2 separate regions of the Homo sapiens genome follow, and region 1 is linked to region 2. Evidence: chromatin loops called from intact Hi-C (ENCODE). Cell type or tissue: heart right ventricle. All regions are shown on one strand. Links, peaks and the distances in the headings refer to the core of each region. The heading gives the core; the rest is flanking DNA. Region 1 overlaps SMIM15-AS1 (SMIM15 antisense RNA 1). Region 2 overlaps LINC03122 (long intergenic non-protein coding RNA 3122).

Region 1 (5,377 bases), core at 296-5,295, 490 kb after region 2:
GGCATAGTCCTACAACAGAATATTAAAACCTAGAGATAAAAAAAAAAATAAAAAAAAATTGGTCCAACTTTCTGTCTGAAGGCAGGAATTATTATTATCTGCTTATTACAGAGAGTGGAGAATTAGTTGGTCAAGGGCAAATCTAAAAATTTAGGAAAACTTCAAATTCAAAGCCTCCAGAAACTCATCAAACTTGCCAGTATTACTTACCCTACTTCAAGAAGACATATATGAAACAGAATGGAGTTTCTGATTTCAGATTGCTCTACTTCCTTACTTTAAGCCAGGAAGCCTAAAAACATAAACTGAACTCAGCAGATGCAACTAAAAATTTGGGACCAGGATGTCTTTAAGTGAGGGACCAGGATGTGTAACTGATGGTTTAGGAAACTATATTTATAGCCTGGTATCATTAAATTTTTGTTCACTTTTTAAAGTAGATTCCAAATATACACATTATACTCTGAAAGCTTTTTAAAGACACAAACTAGCTTTTAGAATTAGACTTTGGGATGCAATTCCAAATGATTTCTTACGTTCCACAGTTCTGAATGAGAACTAATGGTTCTGAATAGTTATGAGATTTAAAAATAAACATAAAAATTTGGATCAATGGGAGAATTTTACTTGTAACTACCTGTTAACATATCAGGGGTCTCTATGTAAACTTCTGAGATTCAAACACTTTACCTACAGGCAACCTGTACCCCACATTATTTCACAAAGGATTGCGATGTCTTCCTACGTGAACATATACAATAATGATAAAGGATATCTGTTCTAGGAAAAGCATATTTAAAAAGAAATGCAAGTATGCAGGTTAGGATGACCGTTAAACGTGCATTTCAAATTTGGCTTGAGCTTCCTGACAAAATTTTCACTATCAAAAAGTGGCTTCCGAAACTATTCTAAGAATCACTTACTAATATATCTTACATGGGACTTTATATAAAGGACACTGAGGCTGGGTGTGGTGGCTCACGCCTGTAATCCAAGCACTTTGGGAGGCTGAGGCAGGAGGATTGTTTGAGGCCAGGAGTTTGAGACCAGCCCTGGCAACACAGCAAGACCCCATCTCTAATAAAATTAAAAAATAAAAAAGTAAAAGGGCACAATATGACACAGAGGACAATACCCTTGACAACATCATATTGCAAATGCAGTTAAAAATTTTTGCATGGTTACTTTAAGCAGTTAGCTTAGGTGAAGGTAGAAGGTCTAAATTAAAATGCTACTTGGTGAAGGCAATCGTGCTAGGGGCTGCTTTTGCAATACAAAGCTTTTACACTGAAGGCTTCTTAAACGTGAATTAGTCTTCCCAATGGGATAGCAATTCTAATTTAATGGCTAGGAGAACCCAGTACAGAAATAAAAAGTTACTTGACATAGCTAAAAATCATATAGGGACAGGCCTAATATTTGATCCTCTAGTTTCAGCCAGAAAGTTTAGGGTCTCTTACGATTTTAGCAGGACTACAACCCAAGGCTTCAGATTTACTGGACATTTTACTCCTCCAAAAGGATGGCTGCTAACTACAGGGAATTAGTTTGCAGCATGTACATGTATGGTGGCATTCTGGAGATTAAGCATTGTAAATATGAAGTCTTGGAGTTAAAAAAGCACACATCCAATTTTCAGTATTATGTCAACAAATATAAACTACCCAAAACAGCAATATATAATCACCTATATTGACTACGCTCAAAAAACACACTGAATTGGTTTTAAAATGGCAATGGCCATGGGTAGCAAGGAATTATCAACAACAGAAGCACCTGCTATCTAATCTTTCTCCCACAATCTGCGTTTGGAATCACAGGCTGGAAAGTATCTAGTGAGGGCATCTAGTCTGCGTATACACTCTTATCCCATTTTCAAAGATCTCTATTTAGATCTCTAGTCTAGCTTGCTCTTATCTTAAATCGTAGCACCTACGGCCTAGGACTAATTCTTTTTATCAATGAAAATGATGAATCACGACTTTCCTGTAAATACTTTTACGAAGTTGGAAATCATTAAGTAACTAGTCTTCTCTCATTAACACGATAACTACAATTATTTTAACCTTTCCCAAAACATCTTACTAATCTTTTAGACCTCTTCCTACTAGGGTATCTCACCACTTTCAAAACATACTTCAACAGTTTGGCACTTTACTATGAGCTTCACAAATATCCAGGATTTAAATTATTTCATAATTCCTTCAAACATTCTCAGTTTTATTTGTAAGCAACAATGCTACATCGTGAAATCAATTATTTAAAACAATGTTCTAGGTATTGGGGTAACCGACCTCATATAGCTTACATTCTAGTGGAAAAAATAGACAGTGAACCAGTAAACAAGGTATCAGATTGAGGTAAAAGCTGTGGAGAAAAAAAATGTTATGGGGGTGGAGAAGCCTTTTGTAATAGGTAGCACTTCATTTGAAACCTCTAGGAAGGCAGTAGCCCTGCAAACATATGAAAAGAACGTTTTAAGCAATTTTTGGCTAATGAAAGTTTAACGAGTAATCTGCTATATATTTATATGCATTCCTTCCAAATTATATAACCTTGTACTGCTCCCTATTGAATTTTATTGTTCTTATTTTGAAGACTAATTCTATCCTTTTTTTTTTTTTTTTTGAGACGGAGTCTCACCCTGTCACCCAGGCTGAAGTGCAGTGGCGCGATCTCGGCTCACTGCAAGCTCCGCCTCCCGGGTTCAAGTGATTCTCCTGCCTCAGCCTCCTGAGTAGCTGGGACTACAGGCACCCACCACCACGCCTGGCTAATTTTTTGTGTTTTTAGTCCACGCCCGGCTAATTTTTTTGTATTTTTAGTAGAGACGGGGTTTCACCATGTTAGCCAGGATGGTCTCGATCTCCTGACCTCTTGATCCACCCACCTTAGCCTCCCAAAGTGCTGGGATTACAGGCGTGAGCCACCGCACCCGGCCTCTATCTTTTATAAGCTTTTCATTATCTCCTTTAATTGGTGTATTCCAAAGTTTGAGACGCATGCCTTCTAATTTAAACAAGCATTTCTTAATAATATTAACTAACAGTTTAGGAGGTGTTTCTGCCAAACAACATTTAATAATGGTTGGAAAAATACTAACTGAAACAACTTATAGGATAGGCCTAAATGAGTTTTCCAGAAAACAATTTGGTCACACTTTGCAGGGAAAATAGGCTGAAACAGGCAGAGTATGACCCATTCAGAAGATGAGGCTAATGGGACCATGAACCACCGATGGGTTGGTCTAATAGCAGTGAAAGAGCCCAACAGAGAATTGAGAGGTTTATAATGTCATGTATGTGGGATGAAGAAGCCGATCAACTGGCAAGGTTGGAGAAAACCTTCCCCAGCACATTGGCTCTCTGAGACATGCTGCCACCACCTGGGCAATAGGCAATTTTGAAGTTTGGGGGGATTTTAGTTATTATCTGTTAACAATTATAGAATCAAAAAACATACTTTCATATTATAAAATCAGCATTTTTTGTCAAGAAAAATGAAAGACAAAAAACGCTGATTTCATAGAATGAAAGCATGTTTTTTGATTCTACAATGGTTTTGTTTTTCGATTAAAAAAGAGCAGAGATTTTGGCCAGATATACTTAAAATTCCTGCTTTATTTTTAAAGTCTCTGGTTCCCTATCTGTAAAATTAGTATAAAAATACAATCCTGTGGTGTTGTTTAGTTTCAGGATTAGTGATAATAAGTGTGAAGCACCTAGCCCAGCACCTGGTACATACTAAGTACTCAATAAGTAACTTTTTTTTTTTTTTTGAGATGGAGTTTTGCTCTTGTTGCCCAGGCTGCCAGGCTGGAGTGCGGTGGCGCGATCTCGGCTCACGGCAACCTCTGCCTCCTGGGTTCAAGCAATTCTCCTGCCTCAGCCTCCCGGGCAGCTGAGATTACAGGCATGCGCCACCATGCCTGGCTAATTTTGTATTTTCAGTAGAGACGGGGTTTCTCCATGTTGGTCAGGCTGATCTCGAACTCCTGACCTCAGGTGATCCACCAGCCTCGGCCTCCCAAAGAGCTGGAATAAGTAGCTTTTTTTTTTTTTTGAGATGGAGTTTCGCTCTTGTTGCCTAGGCAGGAGTGCAATGGCATGATCTCTGTTTGCTGCAACCTCCACCTCCTGGGTTCAAACAATTCTCCTGCCTCAGCCTGCCAAGTAGCTGGGATTACAGGCATGTGCCACCACGCCCAGCTAATTTTTTAATTTTAGTGGAGACGGGTTTCACCAAGTTCATCAGGCTGGTCTCGAACTCCTGACCTCAGGTGATCCACCTGCTTCTGCTTCACAAAGGGCTGGGATTACAGGCATGAGCCAATGTGCCTGGCCACAATAAGTAGCTTTAAAAAAAATTATTCTTCTGTATAAACTTTCAAATATCACTAAAATCTGATTATGCTAAAAAAAAAAAAATCACTGCCTGGGCACAGTGGCTCAGGCCTGTAATCCCAGCACTTTGGGAGGCTGAGGCGGGCAAATCACCCGACATCAGGAGTTTGAGACCAGCCTGTCCAATATGGTAAAAACCCATCCCTACAAAAAATACAAAAATTAGCTGGGCATGATGGTGCACGCCTGTAGTCCCAACTACTCGGGAGGCTGAGGCAGGAGAATCACTTGAACCTGGGAGGTGGAGGCTGCAGTGAGCTGAGATCGCACTACTGCACTCTAGCCTGGGCAAGAGAGCGAGACTCTGCCTCAAAATAAATAAATAAATAAAAATAAATAAATATTACATAAATGTGCCTATTAAGAAATGTTTTGCATTATGTTTCAATGGAAGTAAAAAACCTCACAAAATAAAATTTAGGGAAGAAACCAATTCCATCAAAGTAAGATGCAGGTAAGAGAACTCTCAAAGTCTTTTAGACACACTCAATTGTTATTATTAAACTATATTATTATCTTAATATTATCTGAATCTTATTCTGGTTTCACTACTTACAACTTTGACATGGGTTAGAATGAGATATAATTTTGCACCAATCAAGGGAAAAATACTTTTTAAGAAAAAAAATGGCATGGGACTGCCACAGGACTTCCATTCTCAATAGACAAAAGAATTTTATAAGGCTCTACTTATAAAATATAATTGCAATAGAGTACACTAGTGCTGAAGAGGCTGGTGGTGTGATATACTACACAGGAATTATCTTATGCAAAGGCAGGCCCTATTTCATTAACAGCATCAGGTTTAGTTAGTTTGGCTAAACTTACATGAATAATATTTTATTTCTTAAAAGTAAATAAAGCAGACCTTATTTCCTTGTTATTCTAAATTCGTATTCTGACAGACATTTGAGAGAATAAAAACCTGATTAAGGATCTTTTCAAACAAAGAAATAAGATCTTGTCCTGGAACA
Region 2 (5,377 bases), core at 276-5,275:
GTCCATGCCTACTGATAACTTATTTTGTGTTTTTGAATGAAAAGACATTTGTACATTCCTTAAAATAATAATATTGTTAAAAAGCTGGTGACGCTCACAAAATCGATTCCACAAATCCCAAGCAGAGCATGTAGAGGCAGCGCACACAGGAGGCGCAGGCGGTGTGAGCAGCCCTCTGCTGTCCCTTCCCCTCCCACAGGCTCCCCCCAGCTGCTCTGACCACCGAGACACCCACTCCCGCTGCATCCCTCACATCCAAAGGCTCTTCCAGTGCCCTCTGGGACCTTGGTTCCAGGGTGAGCAACGCAACCAAGCTCGTGGGGAGGGCGGAGCACTCCATCCTCTTCCTGTGACCGCAGGGACCGTGGCTCTCCCGGGTGCTGCCCAGCCTACCCCAGGTAGTGAGCGCTTCATGGCCCCAAACTCCTGGGGACTGGAAAGGGCTTTGTGTCCTTCTACCTGTATGTAAACCCCCCCCACCCTCTCTTAGCCACCTGGTTGCCCAAAACCACCTGAACCTTCCGCTCACACCTTGGTAACTTACTGTCTTCTTTTCTGTCCTAGATCTTGCCATCAGGGTGGGCACTTTAATGTCCCTCCCTGTGGGCAGCACATCCAATACACTTGCCGTCCCTTTCTTTCCCTCCCTCACCTGGTGACACCCCTAACCTGCGAATGGCCTAGAGTGGTCCCACCTGAGATATTCTCAACCTGTATCCTGAAGCCTCATCACAGCCTCCTCTACTGAGATCCCGGTTCCCTTCAACCCGCTGCCCCTGACTTTCAATCTCCCTGAGCCCGTCCATGTCTGCTCTTCCCATTTCCTCATTCTCTCATCCCCCCCTTTTGGTTTTGCTTCCTTCCCCCTCCCACCTACACTCCAGGGCCTAGCACTTCAGCCCCATTTTTTACAATAGCCCCCTTCCTAAACCAACAGCCTATGAACCTGCTTCGTAGTGCACAGCCAGCAATGAAGCAAGAAAAGAATCGAGCACATAGCCCCAATATGTTCATAAATCGCATACATTTTACTACTGGGCTGACATTTTCTTCATTTTAAAACATATCACGAAAATGGAAAGGCACAAATGACATGATTTTAGAAGGCCAATATAATAAGCATTTCAGTATTTTCTGCCCATTCCCATTGGAGCATTTTGTACAGCCCCTGAGGGTGTGTGTACTCCAGTTTAGGGACCACAGCCCTAAACCCTATCACTCTCTTCTCCTTCTGTCACATCCACCCTACAAAGCCATCCCTGAGCCAGTCTAGTCATGAGTGTCCTGTTCTCTGCCAGGTGTCTAAGTGGTGTTAGAAGACACACTCAGTCCCAGTAACCTCTGGATATACTCTTTCAGCTCAGGGCAATGTCACTGAGAGCCTTCAAGGGGCAACAGTGAAGCTAGTTTGCAAGAAAACGTCTTTCATCTTCATCTATTGCCAGCACCCAGCACAGTGCCTGGCACTTGCCTGTGACCATGAATGCATTGATCTGTGCACACATGTGGCATCCACATCGCTCTGCCTACGTGGTTACCAAGGCATGAAGAGAACAATAGAGAGAGCCCTGACAGGTCAGGACATCCCAGCTGGGGCGCCTTTAGTTCTGAAGCTGTGTGAGGGTACCTTACCCTCACAGCACCTCTGTCTGCCCATAATGGCCCAAGCAATAGACTGGCCCTCAGAATGTGCCTGAGGCAGTTTAATTAAGGCCATTTTGGCACTTGACTATTCCAGAAGGTTGTATGGAGGTGGGAAATAGGGCTCTTTCAATCTTCTCTTCAATGCTGGCAGCAACCCTGGCTCAGGGCACAGCTGTACCCCCATTTCCTTCAGATGTCCCCTCACAGAAGGATGCCGCTGTCAGAGCAAAGGGGTGAGCAGGAGAGTGACAGAGCTTAAAGAGCAGCCTCCAGTGGACACAATGTAGACTGGATTTGAGCAGGGCCTCCAGGGTAAGCACAACGAGAGGTGCTGGAAGAGCCAAGGATATGTGTTTGACCTACCTTCCTCTCTGGCCATGGAGGGCATCTCTTTCTCTCTGTCTCTCTCTGTCTCTCTCTGTCTCTCTCTCTCTCTCTCTCTCTCTCTCTCTCTCTCTCACACACACACACACACACACACACACAGAGAGAGAGAGAGAGAGAAGACAGCTATGGCACTTTCTCAGGAGGTAAACATGATTTAGGCAAAATTCCCTCACTTCCTACAGTTCTTTTATCTTCTCTTTCTCCCTTCCTCGTCCAGTGTTTCTTAATGACTGGTCATGGACTGACCCCTGAATCAAAGTCACTAAAGCCCTGTTATCAGTGCAGATTCCTGGTGTCATCTCAGACTAAGAGAATTAGCAAGTCTGAAACTGGAGCAAGGGACTCTGCATTTAAACAAAGTTTTGCCCATTAAAGTTTGAGCACCACTGAAAAACTCTCTCTTCTTCTCCTGTGTTCTTCCCAACTATGCATCCCTAATCTGTGGCCTGCATCCATCTAGCCACCATTCCCCTCTGCCCCTCCACTCCTGAGGCCATCATGATGAAGCCAGTGGGAACTCCAGTGGAAGGACCCAGACAGGAATAAGATCACCTGGGCCTTCACCTTCCTTCACCGACCGAGAGCTCTTCTCTTCCTGCGCTTTTATTTTAATCTAGGACATCCCCTCACTTGGCTCCTAGAGGCCCTGTTTCATTTAATTTGGCCTCCTTGCCCAAGCAGAATCCTGGGCAAGCCTGGGAACCTAATACCCTGAATTCAAATGAAGTTGCCTGGAGGAAACTGAATGAATCAGGTAGCTAAGATTTGGCCTAACGTTGATCTATTTTTGGCCAAAGCCAACCTCCACTAATAGGTCTCTACTAATAGACTTGCAAAGATGGAGCTCTGAATCAATGCTAAACAAGAGTTATAAATCATGAAGACGTTTGCTGTCTTTTTACCTCCCAGGGATGGGAGTGAATGGGAGAGGACTCTGACCATGAAGCGCTCTAATCTAAACTCGGAGAAAATTCTCCCAGCCATTCTTCTGCTCACAGAATTTCCGCGGCACCAGTCTCCCTGCAGCTTTGACAAGTGAGCTATTTTAGTATGAGAACAAGTAGAGTTATTGTTATCTCTGCTCTGAATCAAGGATAAAAAGAAAAGGTGAGCGGGAGAAGGAGGGTGTGAGAGAGAAGAACTGGGGGTGAGGTGCGGAAAAGCAGAAAGGACTTCAGATACCGAAAGAAAAGGAGCCAGGTGCTCTTCCCGGCAAGGAAGTCACCAGCCGGCCGGTTTGTGGATTGAAATCAGCACGTGACCCCTCAGCAACCATAGTAACAGTCCCTCCCTCTGGTCTCACAGGGCTCTGGAGGGGTGAAGACAGCACGATACATGCCAAGGTGCCTTGTCAGTGGTGAAGTGTTGTCTACACAGGGTGGCAGCTCCCTGTTTGACCAGGGAGCTACTGCGCCTTTCCCACAACCCCACCCAAAGACTCAGGACGGCCCAGGCCAGAAGGAAATTTAGACAGTAGACCCTCCGTCAGCAGATACCTTTCCCTGCTCTTCCTACCGGGTCACCTAGACCCTTAACAAGGGTGCTATTTTAGCAAGAAACTGAAAATAAAAAGAGAATCTGCCCTCCGAACATGCTGAACACTTATTTTAGCACACAGCCCCATGGAGGGTCAGCGCTCCACGCATGTTTTAAAGCGTTTGTGCCTATTTATTTTGAGACCGGCAGGGCCTGAGTGAGCCACAGCTTCCTGGATTCTGCTTTGTCAGCAAGGAAGATTTGCTGCCATAGATATGCTGAGCTCCCTCTGGGGCCCCCCTTCTCCTGGAATCTGACTGAGATGAGAAGTTTATCCCAGCACTTAAATGAAGAGACTTCCTCCAGCTCCCACTTCTGCCTCACCCCTCCGCCTACCACTGACAAACAGGCCTGGCTGCAAGGTGTGCGTGTCACCAGGACCTGGCCACCAGAGGGCGACAGAGAGCAATGAGGGTCGAACAGTTTCCCAGAAGGAGCCAAATCCCCTGACACATCTGCTCCCTCCTCCAGCCCAAAAACTGCCAGACTTGCTAGCATTTGCCAGTCCACCGAAACAAACATCTCACCTTCATCGTACAGTTCCTTGGTAAACTCTTATTTTCTTCTTTATCAAGTTTGGATGGAAAACAAAACAATTAATTTTAAGAGCAGCACACAAGAACCTAAACATTATTTATGTCTCTAATTATCTTGTTCTGGTGGGTATTTTAGTCCCTGTCTGGTCAGCACATTAATTATCTTCATAACTACAGCAAAAGTTAAATAATAAGCACCCAAGGCTACAGCACTACTGTAATGTGCAAGCTTAAATGAACTTATAAATTTTATTAATGGATGCTTTATACAACTCCTTATATTATAAATCAAACAAGAAACCTATTTCTGTCTTTTAAGGGTATGGTGAAAAAGCTTTAACATTATTGAGGATAATTTTTATTAAGTTTAAAACTCCCTTTTTCCAGTAATGAGACTGTTATGAGGATAATTTAATCTAGTTTGTCATGAGGCACCCCGGCTTGTTAAATAAGTTAATAAATGACTGTGCATTAATCAAAGTGACAAAGCTATGAAGAGCTGGGGATGGGAGACAATTCTGGTGATAGTATTAATTAGTATTTAATTAGAAACTTAGGGCCCATAAATAAAAAAAAAATCATGGTAGAGACATTTATGCAAATTGCTCAGAGCCTGCAGTGGAGTTAGCTTTGCTTTAAAGAAACATGATTTTTTTTTCTAACATACTGTACACGGCAGCACTGTGGCCACATCACGTGGCTTAAACGAGCTCTTCTTTTGTTTCCAATTTGTTCCAATTACAGGCCTGTAAATTCAAATCATTCTTTTGACTGTCTTGATTGAAATGTAGAGTTTCCACAATTTCTACTGGGAGTTCTGTTTTTTTCTTCTTTTAATAAAAAAGGAGAAGTGTTTTAAAGACATAAAGAAGAGCTTTAGATTCTTTTTCTGCTCTTTTAATTAAGATGTGTGCCACCATTTTCTAAGAACAATTGTGGATTCCATTTGGTACACAAACAATGCCTCCTTTTTCAATCCTGGTGAGCTGTAACTAGGTTTTGTTATGTGATATAATATTGAAGACTGCATAGATTCAACTGCCATCATTTTTATGATAATCATAGCACTTTTAGCTTTTCTCTCAATAATGTACTTGGATAAATGGGCAATTTTTGATGGCCCAAAAAGATAATAACCGTTTGGTTCTGAACGTCACTGCTTTCCTAAGGTACATGTTCCCCCTTTTCAGACTTTATTATTTGTTGCATTTATTCAAGAAAGGTTATCCACAGTAAAACTGCTTTTTCTATTCAACAGTCTATCTCTGTCATGG

What was found. Hi-C counts contacts between places; a loop is a spot of excess contacts. Peaks named below come from ENCODE experiments on the same cell type or tissue, not always from the same donor. Only the 100,000 strongest peaks of a DNase experiment are listed, where the experiment ranks them.
Region 1: it touches region 2 in a loop (2.5-fold over the local background); 53 of 110 quality-filtered maps call a loop at or near these places.

The regions. Positions count from the first base shown.
Region 1 is chr5:61,165,621-61,170,997 of GRCh38, reverse strand. The region is part of intron 1 of SMIM15-AS1 (SMIM15 antisense RNA 1); the gene reads right to left. Among named protein-coding and RNA genes, the nearest start is that of SMIM15, 5.8 kb to the right of the region's middle. In heart right ventricle, for the core only: a CTCF peak has its summit at 3,381 (motif pointing left); no DNase peak of the experiment used is centred there.
Region 2 is chr5:61,657,294-61,662,670 of GRCh38, reverse strand. All of the region lies in intron 1 of LINC03122 (long intergenic non-protein coding RNA 3122), which reads right to left. Among named protein-coding and RNA genes, the nearest start is that of LINC03122, 22 kb to the right of the region's middle. In heart right ventricle, for the core only: a CTCF peak has its summit at 3,955 (motif pointing right); DNase peaks (open chromatin) are centred at 3,334 and 3,960; H3K4me3 peaks cover 1,240 bases.